2 separate regions of the Homo sapiens genome follow, and region 2 is linked to region 1. Evidence: read pairs that join two places in POLR2A ChIA-PET (ENCODE). Cell type or tissue: PC-9. All regions are shown on one strand.

Region 1 (2,500 bases):
AACTAGAACTTCATGGCCTAACTTCCAGGTTGAGGGCCTTACTCATTGAACCTATATTAAGGCATTAACAGACTGGAAAGGCAATGCATGAAATACTGAATCATGGCATTTAATAATTCCTCAGCTTTCTTTGTTTGAATGCTGATTCTCCCAACTTTGTTACTAAGTCAAGTGGAAGCTAAATATTGCAATTCCTTACTTTCTCAGCGTTACATATCAGTAAATGAACCTTAATTTTAGAAACTGAATTCCTATTCAGTCTTGAATAGGAATCTTGGAATTGCCCTTTGTGGTTCTTCTCCTTAGACAGCAAGCTTATTGCCAGCTTTATACCTGCACAAAAACGAAGAGATGACATGATGGATCCAATCCAACCAATTTGCTCTGAGGTGCCTTCAAACTCTTCTTGAAAGACCACAAAGAAAATTGCAAAAGTCTTGGTCATCCCCATCACAAACACATTCACCTAAATCAAAGCAGACCAGAGTCCAACTCAGGTGGTAAGTGAGCCATTACAGAGGCAATTACGGCTACTAGAAGTTATGATTCCCTCAGCTTACTACTATTTACCAGTTTGCCTTATTGGTTGAGCCTCATTATACATCTTATATTTTATGGGGGAAGTCATTCCTTTTAAAGTAGCTAAGCATTTTAAATGGAAACATCTCATTTAATCCTCATTTCATGGCTTTGGAATAGGCATGCCAATGTTGTGTACCAAATAATTTATACCAAATAAACCACCCAGTGGGTTCATCTTGCCTGCTGCCTAGATACAGTTGATTTATCAAGACAGGAATTGCAATAGAGAAAGAGTTATTCCCACAGAGCCCATTGTGCAAGAGACTGGAGTTTATTAGACCAATCAGTTTCCCCGAGCTTTTGGGGATCAGAGTTTTTAAGGATAATTTGGTGGGTGGGAGGCCAGTGAGTTGGGAGTGCTGATTGGTTGGGTCAGAGATGAAATTCTATCAAAGCTGCCCTTTTGCGCTGAGTCACTTCTGGGTGGAAGGGTGGAGGGGGACCCACAACCAGATGAGCCAGTTTATTAATCTGGGTGGTGCCAGCTGATCCATCAAATGCAGGGCCTGCAAATTATCTCAAGCACTGATCTTAGGTTTCACAATAGTGATGTTATCCCCCGAGCAATTTGGGGAGGGTCAGTCTTGTGGCCTCCAGCTGTATGACTCCTAAACCATAATTTCTAATCTTATGGCTAATGTGTTAGTCCTACAAAGGCAATCTAGTCCCCAGGCAGGAAGGAAGTGTTTTTTTTTTTTTTTGGAAAGGGCTGTTAAAAGGAGGTTTTTTTTTTTTTTTTTTTTTTTTTTTGGAAACGGCTGTTAGTTTCTCTTTCAAAGTTAAGCTATCAACTAAGTTTCCCCCAAAGTTAGTTCAGCCTACGCATGGGAATGAACAAGGACAGCTTGGAAGTTAGAAGCAGGATGGATGGAGTTGGTTAGGTCAGATCTCTGTCACTGTAATAATTTTCTCAGTTATAACTGCAACAGCAGTTCCAAGATCAGGAAATTGAAGTTTAGAGAGGTAAAAAGTTGCTTAAAATAGGGGTACTGGAACTGAGATTTGAACCCAGATTAGACTGACTCTAGACCTGGCACTCTTTTACTGCCCTCAGTAGCATCTGTTAAAGACAGCTAATTCCAGTTACCTTTGTGGGAGAAAAGTGTTTGTCCAAAGAGGAATAATTATTCCTGTCAGTTCTTAGATTAGTTTTGATTTAACTCTGCTGCTGAGCTGAGTACCTTCCTTCACTAGATATATAAATAGGTTGACCATAAAATGTATCATCCAAATTGAGACACTCAAGAGTGAAAAGGGGTGCTTAATTTTGGATTAACTGGGATTTGTGGCCATCTTAAGGTTGGGCCAGGGGCCCCATCCTTTTCTTTCTGCCCCACCTAATCTTCCTTACCTGTACTCCACTAGAATTGCTGCTTTGGAGATGAGGTTTTCTTTCTGTGGAGTATTAACTTTTATTTCTCAGAATTCTAGTTAGCCGGGGGGCTGTTAAGTGCTATTCCTTCTTTCCGTTTTTAAGTAACAGTCATGCTTTATCCCACAGGGGTCTAGAGGGGAACCTAGCCAGGGTTTGCATTCACTCGTAAAGCCCAGGTGTACTCTCTGTCTCCAGGGGTTTCGTAGCGTTGGCTTTTCAAGGCCACTTCTGCTTTCAACCTGGCCATGCATTGCTTATGAACCACAAAACCAGCTGGGCATGGAGGCTCCTGCCTATAATCCTAGTACTTTGGGAGGCCGAGGTGGGTGGATCGCTTGAGCCCAGGAGTTCAAGACCAGCCTGGGCAACATGGCGAAACCCCGTCTCTACAAAAAGTACAAAAAATTAGCTGGGCGTAGTGGTATAACACCTGTAGTCCCAGCTACCTGGGAGGGTGAGGTGGGAGGAACACCTGAACCTGGGAGGTCGAGGGTACGGTGAGTTGTGATCACACTACTGCACTCCAGCCTGGGCGACAGTGAG
Region 2 (2,500 bases), 81 kb after region 1:
AGGCCTTAACTGGCTCTGAGTCTTCTATTGACTGCAGGGATGTTTTGTGCCCCCTTTAGAACTACACCCTGGACAGCTGACCCTGACAAGGAATAAGGTTGAAAGATGGGTTGCCACCTCTTGCTCCAACCCTGGTTGGGGCCATGGCTAGACTCAGAAGCCCAAAGCCACAGAATCACTGAGGTGAACAACTTTAGGTGAACGAAAGAGTCAGCTTCCCTGCTGAGGTTTTCCATCCCATATTTATGACAAAGGGCTCTGCTGGGGCCTGCACACAGCCATGGTCTGCAGCCACACCCTAGGTCCCTGCCACTCTGCTGTGTCCTGTCCCAGTTCTCTGCTCACCTGAGGGGCAGTGCTTGGGTCTTGGGAAGACCACTTGGTCCAGGTCACAGGAAGGATATGATTTATGGTCCTTTTGTCCAAAAGATCCTTTCCTGTCTCAGCCCCCTGCCTACTCGATAGACTCTGCTGCGCGTCAGTCACAGACATATTTGTTTCTGTGTACCTTGGGAGAAAAACACGAGTGTGGTTCTCAAAAGGATTCGGAGCTCCTGCGGGGGCTGGCCTGGTACAGGGCAGGAAAATATTCTGGGTCTAGTGAGGACAGAGGGGCCTTTATTTGGGAGCTGAAGATTAATGAGGAGGATTAACTGGATCTAAACAGAGAGAAACACTGGTGTGAGTAAGAAGACGTGGGCACATTTCTGACGGAGACGAGTCATGGAGGAGCCTGTGAAATTCTGTCTCAAAGCTAAACCCCAAAGATTAAGTAAACAAATATGTCAAATGGCAGCTTGACATGTTCTTGTTATTTTACATTTTGCTCGATTGGCATTTCTCATCAAATTAGCGGCAAAGCTCCCTTATGTTTCCTGACGGGGGGTTAGCACAGTGGTTCACTGCACAGACTGCCTGAGTTCGAACCCTAGTTTGGATGCTTACTAGAGACTTTGGACCCAAAGTTACTAAACCTCTCAGTACCTCAGTTTCCCCATCTGTACAATGGCAATAATAAAAATAGCACCTACGTGTTGTAACCAGCACACCACACTAGCATTACCTGGAGGGATCTCTTCAGTGAGGTAAACCAATAAGATGTCCAGGAAGGAACGAACAATCTTTTCTCGGATGTGCTTCAATTCCCCAGAAGCTGAACATGGTAGGAAGAAATCAGTTTGTTCAGATCATGTTCTGTTATTATCTTGAAGTTTAGAAGCACAGGTTTATGTAGGCAGAGCTCAATAACAGCTCCATTTGGGAACACAGATACACAAATCTTATCTAAGTACTTCTTAATACCTTGCTTAAACATATGAGTCACTGTTTCACAGTAAAATGGAATGTTTGCTCAATATGGGCTATGATCTTAATACTGTGCTATTCTTTTTTTTTTTTTGGTAGAAAAAGCATAAGGAGAGTGGGCTTTGAAGTCTGTCCTGGCTCCTCTCAGATTGTGTCCAAATCAAACCTCCCAAACCATGTGTGTTCCCTGAGACAGGCCTCACTGTTGCTGCGACTCCCTTCTAGAAGGAGGCAGTGCTAGGGAATGTTGCTCACCCCCTAGACCACCAGTTCCCAAGCACCAAAGGAAGACGTTACTGCCAAGCACCAAAGGAAGACTCTGCTTCTGTGGGGCCTTCAACAAGCCCCTCTACAGCTTGGACTCTGATGCAGGTGCTCCTTGTACCTCCCACTCCCAGAGAAACACTACCCTAACCCATCACCCCAACCTTTGAAGGAAATCAGTTAAACAAATAATGAAAATTCTACTTTTCTTTCCAAGTGGCAGAGAGGCTAGTTTCCATTAGGAGAAGTTCCAGCTAAGATAGAGGGTAGTCTTCATGCTAAAGCAAGGACTAGCAAGCCCGGGAGAGGGAGGAAGAAGGGTGTGTGTGCGCACCTGGGTCTGTGCCCATCCAGAATTAGGTTTCAAAGGGGGAACTATTGTGCCTGTGAAAACCTGAGTCATCAAAGTGCAAAGGGGGAAAAAGAATACAGAGAGGAGCAGTTGCGCAGGAGAGAGAGGAGGTCCCTTGAAAGGCAGTCATTTCCGTGCACTTTAAGGCAAACAGCTGGGCCCCCACCTGGACTCTGGAAAGCCTTGCAGGTGAGGAGGCTGAGCTGGCTGCTCTGAGGCCCAGACCAGGAGGCAACATGTGTTCTACATACACACTCCCTGGACCCATCTGGGGCTCAGCTGGGAAGGGATGAGACAAGGACCTGGGCTGCCAGATGCAATGCTCAGGGTCTCCAGGGGGTGTCAGAGAGTCAGGGCAACAGAAGGCGGGGCCCAGGACCCTCTCCTGGGAGCTGCCCCACTGCAGGAGCTGCTGGGGGTGGTATCTTAGTAGCAGTAGCCCCATGGGCAGAGGCAGCCTGCAGCTTACTGTCAGCGTGAGGGGAGGACAATGAGACATTTGAGAGCCTGCAGTGTCAGGCTGGCCATGCCTGGTCTCATTAGCCTTCAAGAAGGGGCCTGAGAAGAGGCTCTGGTGCA

What was found. Peaks named below come from ENCODE experiments on the same cell type or tissue, not always from the same donor. Only the 100,000 strongest peaks of a DNase experiment are listed, where the experiment ranks them.
Region 2: POLR2A ChIA-PET joins it to region 1 with 8 read pairs; 4 of 35 experiments call an interaction of 5 or more read pairs at or near these places.

Annotation. Positions count from the first base shown.
Region 1 is chr1:110,382,501-110,385,000 of GRCh38, forward strand. SLC16A4 (solute carrier family 16 member 4) reads right to left here. Exons shown (of 9, transcript NM_004696.3): 3 at 334-466. Among named protein-coding and RNA genes, the nearest start is that of SLC16A4, 7.3 kb to the right of the region's middle. In PC-9, no CTCF peak of the experiment used is centred here; a DNase peak (open chromatin) is centred at 1,121; H3K4me3 peaks cover 1,562 bases; H3K27ac peaks cover 2,135 bases.
Region 2 is chr1:110,463,216-110,465,715 of GRCh38, forward strand. No RefSeq gene overlaps it. Among named protein-coding and RNA genes, the nearest start is that of PROK1, 13 kb to the left of the region's middle. In PC-9, no CTCF peak of the experiment used is centred here; DNase peaks (open chromatin) are centred at 736 and 1,326; H3K4me3 peaks cover 320 bases; H3K27ac peaks cover 1,586 bases.